Regions from separate parts of the Homo sapiens genome. Here region 1 is linked to region 2. Evidence: chromatin contacts called from ENCODE Hi-C data. All regions are on one chromosome and are shown on one strand. Each heading gives the region's core, a stretch centred on a gene start or an enhancer-like site at or near the end of the contact. The rest is flanking DNA. Distances are from core to core; before and after follow the strand shown.

Region 1 (5,223 bases), core at 1,083-3,582, 2.3 Mb after region 2:
AGGTGTGAGCCACCATGCCCAAATTTGTACATTCTTTTGGTGTACATATAAGAATACATTTGTAAGATAAATTCCAAAATATGAATATCTTGGGTCAAAGAAGAGCTGAATTTTACATTGATAGCTATTGCCCACTTGTTCTTTACAAAGCGTGTATGGATTTATACTCCTATCAACAATAAATTAGCCAGGCATGCTGACGTGCACTCGTAAACCCTGCTATTCAAAAGGATAGTTGAAGTCCAAGAGTTCAAGACCAGTGTGGGTAACATAGAGAGGCCTCCTCTAGGGGAGGAAAAAAGGGTTTCCCTATATCCTCATCAAAACAATATATAGTCAAACTTTTCATCTTTGCATTTGTGAAAAATTGTATTTTATTTTTGTTTTATGATACTTTAAGAAATCATTTGTATTTTTCTGTAGAAACCTGTTTTTCTCTGAGTTGAACATTTTTGTACTGATTTTTTTAATAATTAGAACTTTTTTAATAATTTAGAACTTTTTGTCATACATTTTACAAATATTTTTCTTGGTTGGGGTTTGTTATATTTATTTGCTATGCAGAAAATTTAGATTTCTATGTAGTTACATTTATCAATTTTTATTTATTTATTTAGAGACAGAGTCTTGCTCTGTCGCCCAGGCTGGACTGCAATGGCGCGATCTCGGCTCACTGCAACCTCTGTCTCCCAGGTTCAAGTAATTCTCCTGCCTCAGCCTCCCAAGTAGCTGGGATTACAGGAACCCCGCCACCACAACCGGTGAAATTTTTGTATTTTTATTAGAGACGGGGTTTCACCATGTTGGTCAGGCTGGTCTCAAACTCCTGACCTCAGGTGATCCACTCACCTCAGCCTCTCCAAGTGCTGGGATTACACGCGTGAGTCACCGTGCCCGGCCTACATTTATCAATTTTTAATTTTATGGTTTATATGCTCTTTGAAAAGTCTCTCACCACTCCAACCTTACTTTTGTTTTTTTCCCTTGTTTTCTTCTGGTATTTTCATAACCTCTCTCTTTTTTTTTTTTTTTTTTTTTGTTTTTTGAACATTTAACTATTTGCTTTGTTTGGAATTTACTTTCATGTGAGGACATCAAATAGATCCAGTGTTTTCCTCCGACATGCCTCGACTGGCAGGAGACCAAAGTTTTCATTCTATTACTAGAGAGTAGCTATAGTTACAGAATCAGGTATCCTGAGAGAGATCATTTATGCCCAGGATGAATAACTTGTCTTATCTATTAAATCTATTAAATCCTTTGGAGATTTCACTTTTTTTTTTTTTTTTTTTTGGGACGGAGCCTGTTACCTAGGCTGGAGTGCAGTGGCGCGATCTCCCAGCTCACCACAAGCTCCGCCTCCCAAGTTCAAGCGATTCTCCTGCCTCAGCCTCTCGAGTAGCTGGGATTACAGGCATGTGCCACCACCACGCCCGGCTAATTTTGTATTTTTAGTAGAGACGGGGTTTCTCCATGTTGGTCAGGCTGGTCTCGAACTCCTGACCTCAGGTGATCCGCCTGCCTCAGCCTCCCAAAGTGCTGGGATTACAGGCGTGAGCCACTGCGCCGGCCCCAAAATTTCAGGTTTTGATAGACGGAATGGGTGAAGAAAATGAGAGCTAGCAAGGAAGAACAGGATGCAGAGGCAAGACTGGAAACTCTCCAAGAAAGGTTAACTTTTCTTAACTCACAAGTTAAACAAAGGCTGCAGGCTCCATGCGGAGCTCAGGCACCCAGCGGTGACCGATCCAGACCAGGTCCTCCCGGAAGCCCGGCCTGCCCGACAGAGCCTTACCACAGAGCCCCCTCAGGCGTCCTCGCCAGGACGGGGCGGAACCCTGTGTAGCTCCCACCCCCGGGACGAAGGCCGCTGCCAGGGCCGCGCAGCCACGCGAGTGGAATCAGAGGAGCCTCGAGGCAAGGAGAGCCGGGCCCCGCTCCCTGCGCCCGTCACCGCCATCCTTGTTGTAGGGAACTCGGCCCCCGAGCCGCCGCCGCGCTCCGTGGGCTCCCAATGAGCCCCTACCCCAGCCACCCGCTGCGTTTGCGCCAGCCTCCCAGACTAGCCTGGGGTGCTGAAATGGGGGCGGGCCCGAGCCACGGGTTGGGGCGGGGTCTGATGCGCGCCCCGCCCCGCAACGCCCCGCCCCCCCGCGCCTACCTCTCCAGTCCGCGCCCTTCGGCGCCCGCCCCGCCAGTCCCCGCCCCTCCTTGCCCAGCCGCTCCCGCCCCTCCCCCGCCTTCCCGCGCGGCCCGCCTCGCCTTCCCCCCCCTCCCGCGCCCCCGCGCGGCCGGCCCCTGGCCTTCCTCCCCTTCCTGCTCCGGGCCCGCCAGTAGCCGGCCGCGGCGGCGAGGGACTAGGACGCGGCTGGAGCGGCGCCGGGAGACGAGGGGCTGAGAGACGGCGGCGGCCGAAAGCGGAGAGATGCTGGGCGTGGCGGCCGGGATGACCCACAGGTACGGGCCGCACCGCGCGGCCCCCGCCACGTCCGCCCCGCAGCTCCCGGCGGGCCTTCGGGCCGGGCCGGGCCGGGCCTGGCGCGGGCGGGCGGCCGGGCTTTCCCCGCGGCCTCCCCCGGTCGGCCGGAGCCCCGACCCCCAGCGCTCGGGTGGCGGCGTGGCTGCGTCCGGGCCCGCGGAGGAGACGGCTGCTGTTCACTCCCGGGTGTCCGCGGTGGCACAGGCGCTGACGCCGCCCCGCTGCTCCGAGAGTTCCATAAGACAAATCAGTATTTGCCGAGCTAATCATTTATCTTCTAGCAGTAGGGATCAGCGGGTCGCAGACGTCTTGGTCTCAGGACCCCTCTTGGGACTAGAGGACCTGGAATGGTGGCTATCTCCATAGACTGTACTAGAAAGGAAAACCGAGACACTGAAGTTACTATTAACTCATTGAATAAATCCGTGGTATGTTAACGTACATACCACATTTTTATGCAACATAGGGTTTTGCTAAAACAAAAGAGTTCGTGGGACGACTGGCGTCCTTTACAGTTTGCGAATCTCTTGAGTTGTCTGACTTAGTAGAGACAACTACGTTCTCCCATCTCCTTTGCAGTTCAGTCTGTTGCGGTATGTTTTTATATGAAGAAAATCTGATCTTACACAGATGTGTAGTTGGAAAAGTGAGTACTGTCTTAATAGCTGTTTCAGATAATTATGGGTATTCTTTATTACTACACCAAAACTACGTAAGTGGAAGTTTCTCAAAGGCTGGTTTGGACGTGGAATCTGAAGCTACTGTCAGCGGACTTTTCACACAGTTTCGTTAAAATTCCTTGGTCTGTCTTGCAGTTTGAATGCAGCTAAAGCTCCTGTCAGTGGCCTTTGCACACAGTTACGTTAAAATTCCTTGGTCTGTCTTGCAGTTTGAATGCAGCTGTTACCCATTGTAACACCATATATTTGTCGTTTGGAAGATATTGGCTCACTGAGTTTGGCAGATCTCAAGCTGACGCATTTCATTAATAGCGCCGAATAACATTCGTTACCATCGCTATTGATTTCATTAGGAAAGTCTTTATGTTAAAAGCCGTCAGATACAAGGTGGTGTTTACAAGTTTTCCAAAATTCTCATTTTCGGTTGAAAGCTTGCTTTTTATCATTGGGAGCAAAATATTGTCAATTGTTTTCCTCAAAGTGACAGACTCACTTTGTTCAGTTTCAAGGAAGTGTCCGGCAATACAGGTTTAAATAACCCTAGTTTGTCAGTTGTTCTTTCCCGTAAAAATGGTATTTCATGACACAAGCAAGTTAATTCAGCTCATCGCTCTATTACAGAAGTGCACGCCTGCCATTTGGTCACAAGTAACAAAAAAGAGTCAAAGCTCAAGATTTGATAACAATAATTTGTACTCCTTCATCATGGACTTTTTTCCTTAAAAAAAAGTATTGACTAGTAAGTTGATATAAAATTTAAAGTATTTGTGAGATATTAAGAATAACGGATATGTAGTGTAATAAAGGAGATAATAGTTTCCTTTTAAGACCTTCAAACCTCTCTGGTCCAGTGTCTCTCCGCATCCTATCCCCTTCCCATCCTGAATTTACCATTAGTAATTTACTTTTTGGAGGGAGAGTAATAAGTTCATTCAAATTATTGTGCATCCGTAACCATCATACATGTCCAGAAATCTTTATCTTACAAAACTGAAACTCTGTACCTATTAAACAATAATTCTCCATTCCCCTCCTCCCGCCAGTCCCTGGCAGCCATCATTTTAATTTCTGTCTATGACTTTGACTACTGCTGGTACCTCATATCTCATGTAAGTGGAATCATACGCTATTTGTTGTGCATGTCATAGTTTGTTCCTTTTTGTTGCTCAGTAGTGCTCCATGGTATGGATGTACAGCAGTTTAACTGTTCACATGTTTGAAGGACATTCAGGCTGTTAGTTTTGGGCTATTAAGAAAGCTACTACGAACAAATAGACAGGTGTTTGTTGTTGTTTTTGAGACAGTGTCTTGCTTAGTCACCCAGACTGGAGTGGAATGCAGTAGCATGATCATGACTTACTGCACCCTAGACCTCCCAGGCTGAAGCAATCCTTCCACCTCAGTCCCCCAAGTAGCTGGGACTACAGACACACGCCACCATGCCTGGATAATTTTTGTATTTTTTTGGTAGAAACAGGGTTTCGCCATGTTGTCCAGGCTAGTCTGGGGGTCCCAAACTCCTGGGTTCCAGCAGTCCACCCACCTCAGCCTCCCAAAGTGCTGGAATTTTAGAGCCACTGTGCTCAGCCTGTCTAAGTTTTATGTGAATGTAACTTTTCCTTTTCTGGGATAAATGTCCAAGAGTGTGCAATTGGCAGGTTGTACAGAAATCGTATGTTTAGTTTTTTGAGAAACTGACAGTTTTTTTCCAGCATGACTGTACCATTTCACTTAAAAAGTGAAATTGACATTATTTTCCTGTGAGTACATAAAGGTAAAGAATTCAGGGACAGTACCACGGCCCTCTTTAGTGCTAAGCGGCCAGCAGTTGTACCGACTGTTGTTTTTGCACTATCTGTGTGTCAACACAGTCCACAATGCTACAGTGACTTCTTAGGAATATCTTAGTATGATGAAAATAGTTTTGATCTCTCGGATCCCTTAGAAAGGTCTTGGAGACCCTCAGGAGTTCAAGGCCATACTTTAAGAACCACTGTTAAAGACATAATCCTAAATGATGAAGGATATGCAGGTATTGGGGATATTTAAAAAGGAACAAATACA
Region 2 (5,192 bases), core at 649-3,148:
AATTAGCCGGGCGTGGTGGCGGGTGCCTGTAGTCCCAGTTACTTGGGAGGCTGAGGCAGGAGAATGGCGTGAACCCGGGAGGTGGAGCGTGCAGTGAGCCGAGATCGCGCCCCTGCACTCCAGCCTGGGCTGAACAGAGCGAGACTCCGTCTCAAAAAAAAAAAAAAAACTTCCCATGGCTCCATAAATCCCCTACTTTATTAATTCTAAACCCTTGCAGCGACTATAGAATACCCCCAAAATAAACATTGAAACTGCTGTTCGAAGACCTGGGTTCTAGCTCCTGCTCCCAGGCCTTTCTGGGTTCAAATTTTGGCCCTCCTTCTCTTACTATCTGTGTGATCATCCATAAATTTCCTAATCTCTCTTGGCCTTAACTTCCTCACCTCTAAAATAGGAATCATTATAGTACCGATTTCCCAGGGTTGCTCAATGATTGAGACAATGGCACTAAGAATCATGACTCACACAGTTAAGCACTCAACAAATGTAGGTAGTATTACTGCCATAATAATAGTTATTCAACTTTAAATGGTCTTTCCTCTTGGGTCTCAGCTTTCTTACTCAAGATTGACCACACACACACTTTAGACTAGTTCTTCCTCCCTTGCAAAACTACACACATCTAACACCCATCCGACGCCTGAAACCTCCCCTAGCAACCCGGAGTCCTGCTGGGGTTTTCCAGCTCCACCTCCTGAACAGCTGGGCTGTAGCACACAGGCTGGATCTACTCATACTTGCCTTCCTAGAGCTCAACTGAAGTCACTTCAGACAAGTGAAGTACCCACTCACCTCTGGAATCAGATCTTGGTAACGCCAACAGGTTAGCAGGTGATTTCATTTCAGTGTGTGTCTGGGTGGCTAGCATTCAAACGCAGCTCACACTGGGAGCTATTTCTAGTCCAATTTTGCTACTTGGTAACGTATTAATAGCATCAATTAAAACATTCCCAACGAATAGATCTTTAAAAGGACGGTTTCTGACTTCCCTAACAAGCAGAGGGCCGACCACCTGCCTGCGAAGTGCCCCTCCTGCCCTGTCTCCAGGCAGCATGCTGTGAGCGATGACAGAAACTGGACCCGCGCACAGAGAAGCTGCAGGCACGCCCTGCCCGGCCACCCAGCTGCCTGCCTGCTTCGCCCGGCCGCCGAGCCCCGGGGGAAAACCTAGAATGGGGATGCCGGTGCGCCCCGACACCTGGGCACGGCCGCGGGCCGGGGAGCCGCCCACACTTGGCTCCCCAAGAGTTAAACGCTGAGTAATTTTCCTGAGGAGCAAACAGTCGGAGCGGGGGCTCTGCCAATGGCCACAGTATTTTTATCCGACTTAACCGACACCGCGGCGCGACCTCGGCTGTCCCCAAGGGTATCCCCACGCGGCACGCTCCGGAGTCCCCGACCGGGACCCTCGCCGGCTCCCAGCGCGACATGGACGACAGCGCCGCCGCCGAGTCCCCCGCGCCCGGGCAGGAGGCAGAGACCTGGGGCCGCCCGAGGACTGCTAGGGGCCCCTCCGCCCGGGGTCCGCGCCCGGGCCTAAGCGGTAGGGGGTGTGCGCCCAAGTTGGCCCGCTTTGCTGCAAGAGTGGAAAGGGGTGGGAGCAGAAAGCGCCGGCCCCGCCCGGGGCGGGGAGCAACGCGGGGCTGCAGGGCCGCCTCGGGGCCCCGAACCACCGCCGCCCGGCCCACCGCGGCGCCGGGGAATGAATGGGGCTCCCCAGCTGGCAGCGGGCGCGCACTCACAGGCGACGTAGGCCAGCAAGGCGATGCCCAGCAGCAGCTTCATCCTCCTGCGGTTGACGGCAGACACGAGGCGCAGCAGCGCCTTGCTCACCATCCCCGGGAGCCGCGCGGGTCCAGGGCCCTACCGCGCGGGGGCCCGCCTGCTGCACAATGCGCGGCGGCGGCGGCGGCAGCGGCCCCGAGAGCCCCGCCTCCTGCCGCCGCGCGCCCCCGCCCCCGCGCGCCTGCTTCCTGCTGGCGGGATCACCGCGCAGGCGCGCCTCCACCCCCTTCCTCCGGCTCCGCCCCCGCCCCTCCGGCTTCTCTACCCGCAGGCGCAGTTGCCGCCTTTCTTGCCTTGGTTTTCGAAGAATGTGACCTGGAGGGCTGGTGGGCGGTGCGGCGCGCCGCGGCGCATGCGCGTTCCGGTCTGTTTTCCCTGAGTTAAAGCGCGCGGGTGCCAGCCGGGAGGTGCGGCTGGATTCGTTTCGCTGAGGTGCGTCCCCAACCCAAGGGCACGACTGCAGTGGCCAGTTTCCGAGCCCCGCCCGGAGGGGGGCACGCGGTGGGCATTCCGGTGTTGCAGTGAAACGAAACTTATTTGCTAAACTTGGCCGAGCCTTAGAAGTTGAATGCCTGCCTCAGAAAGTTGCCTCGTTCTCTGGGCTGTTTAGTTGGCTTTTTTTAGTTAGAATATCGGCAGCGAAAATGATAAATCCCCTAAACCTTGCCGAAGTAAAAACTGGCTGCGTTTTTTTTCCTTGGCTATGATCAACTGGGGTGCCTTTGTTTTAATAATAGTCTTTTATTATTATTTTAAAAAGCAGTGCTAAGTATATTAATTTAGGATAGACTTGGAAAAGAAAAGATGAAATTGCGCTGTCTCTGCCTAGAGAAAAACCCTGACCATGTTGTCGTGTGTGTTTCATTCAATCTTTTTGTTGAGTATATCTGTTTTATGAGTGCTGTACTGATTGCATAGGAGGTACCTGTGTTTAAAAAGCATTTACTGAATGATGATTACAAGCAAGGAGATGTATCAGAAGATCCACAGATAATCGGAAGCTTGTCATTGGATCTGGAGAGAGCTGGTCCCATGGAGGAAAAAAAGACAGGTACACACAGATGTGTGTGATGCCACATTAAGAGAGATCCCGGATTTGGGATCTGCAGGCTTCAAGAGGTCATCTTCAGCTATACGGAGAAGTTGAAGTCAGCAGCGGCTCTCCTACCTCTTGGAACCTCAGGCCATTTTGCAAAACTTAATAGATCACCCTCCTTTAGATTTATTAGAAACCTCCAAGAAAAGGAAATATGGCAGCTGGTACTAAAGCAGCAGCTTTATGTTACATCTTTCAAACTATAGTGCAAATGATGTGATTCTGATAAAACCTACCTCCATCCTACCCCTCCCCTAAACCTGTTGAGAATCCCTGACTAGGAGGAAACACTGAGCGGTTTGCTAAGGCGGATTGCCCCTGCTATGCATGCTGCCCATAGATGGAGTGGACTTCTTTCGAGAAGCCCAGCTCCCTGACTCTGACGTGTCCAAGGAGGCTGCCAAGTGACAAAACACCTGGCATGGGAGCCTGAGTCCTGGGTTCCCAGAGGGGCCAGGCCCCCAGAGCACACCAGTTTGGAACAAATCGATTTTGTTTGTAAGTCTGCATTTCCTCGTGGCTTTCTGGCTATGGTTTTTGAAAAGAGAACTAGAGCAAGTGGAGCTCTAGGCCTTTCCCATTCCATGACTCCGTGGTTTTTAGATTAAAGATGAGGAGCAGAAATGGAAGAAAATAATAGTTCATTAACATTTGACCTATGGGCAAAATCAGACTGAAGCTTCTAGGCGGATTTCAAGCATTTTAGGTTTTAGGTAGGGTTTAGTTGATAGGTATCCTATTAGACGACAAAGGTCAGAAATTGTGGGGTATTTGCCATTTCTGTACTAAACTCCTTAAGCCCAGCATTCCCAGTTAGCATTTTTTTCTGCTGCTGGACACTACTGCCAACTTCTGCCCTGTGGGATTAAGTATATGGAAATACCGTTAGCAGCTGCAGTTGAAATAGCTGCTGCTGTCATTATTGCCACCCAGAAGGCGGTTGGTGTCCCAGGACACTGGTGTCTTGCTCAGCCGCAGCCAGAATTAAAAAGTAAGCAATAGTAAGTGTGCACCCAGTGGAGGTAAGAAGGCCTGAGGGAGGGAGATGCCAAAGAGACCCTCCAAGCTCCTCCGGGGATCTTGGGCGTAGGCAGCACCATTTCCCTGTGCTCCTTGCCTCTCTTGTTTCTTCCCAGACCCCCTTGTTTCTTCCCAGCCCATCCCCACTTCCCCCGCAGGTTCTGGGCTCATCCCTCCCTGCTCCCTCCCCTTACTGTCAACCCCCTCATATTTCCAGTGGATAGGTTAACAACAATATTTTTGAGCGATTACATATTTTTGAACAAGTTACAAAGGTAGTGTTTTTGACACTCAGGGTAATTAAAAAATGAATTGTAATATGACTTCTAAAGTGTTTAAAGCCTAAGGAGTGGAGAAAATTAACATTTATAAACCTCTACAATGTGCCAGGGACTGTTATGCAATGCACTTTCATTGTTACCTCATTGATATGGTTTGGCTCTATGTCCCCACCCAAATTGTAATCCCCACATGTCAAGGGAAGGACCTGATGAGAGGTGATTGGATCATGGAGGTGGTTTTCCCTATGCTGTTCTCATGATGGTAAGGGAGTTCTCATGACAGCCAATGGCATTTTTTTTTTTGAGACGGGGTCTCACTCTGTTGCCCAGGCTGGAGTGCAATGGCACAATCTCAGCTTACTGCAACCTCTGCCTCCCGGGTTCAAGTGATCATCCTGCCTCAGCCTCCCAAGTAGCTGGGATTACAGGCGCCCGCCACCACGCCTGGCTAATTTTTGTATTTTTAGTAGAGATGGGGTTTCACCATGTTGGTCAGGCTGGTCTTGAACTCCTGACCTCAGGTAATCCACCCGCCTTGGCCTCCCAATGTGCTGGGATTACAGGTGTGAGCCACCACACCCGGCCGGTTTTAAAAGTGTTTGGAAGTTTCTCCTTCACGGCATTTCTCTCCTCTCCCCTGCCGCCATATGAGGAAGGTCCTTGCTTCCCCTTCACCCTCTGCCATGATTGTAAGTTTCCTGAGGCCTCCCCAGCCATGCGGAACTGTGAGTCCATTAAACCTCTTTCCTTTATAAATTAGCTAGTCTCCAGCAGTTCTTTATAGCAGTGTGAAAACTACTAACACACTCATTTAATTCTTGCAACAGCCCTGTGGGGCAGGGTTGCCATTGTTGCTGCTCTTTAAAAAAAAAAAAAAAAAAAAAAATTTTAAATTAATTTTTAAATCAACAAAAATTGTATATATTTATGATGTATCATATGAGGTTTTAATATATGTATAGATGGTGGAATAGCTAAAACTAGTTTGCTTCCACCTTTTGGGTATT

The links. A loop is a pair of places that touch in the nucleus more often than their neighbours do. Pooled maps may share reads with other maps.
Region 1: a pooled map shows a loop between it and region 2 (10-fold over the local background). The contact joins the promoter of LIMS1 here to the promoter of UXS1 in region 2. A Hi-C loop is called at or near these places in 5 of 50 pooled maps.

Annotation. Positions count from the first base shown.
Region 1 is chr2:108,532,138-108,537,360 of GRCh38, forward strand. It overlaps LIMS1 (LIM zinc finger domain containing 1), which reads left to right and starts at 2,333. Exons shown (of 10, transcript NM_001193483.3): 1 at 2,333-2,457. The coding sequence starts at 2,426. It overlaps GCC2-AS1 (GCC2 antisense RNA 1), which reads right to left and starts at 2,082. Exons shown (of 3, transcript NR_135290.1): 1 at 1,692-2,082. RefSeq lists silencers at 1,196-1,490, 1,979-2,578.
Region 2 is chr2:106,192,403-106,197,594 of GRCh38, forward strand. UXS1 (UDP-glucuronate decarboxylase 1) reads right to left here and starts at 1,899. Exons shown (of 15, transcript NM_001253875.2): 1 at 1,746-1,899. The coding sequence starts at 1,839. RefSeq lists an enhancer at 992-1,041 and a silencer at 1,372-1,981.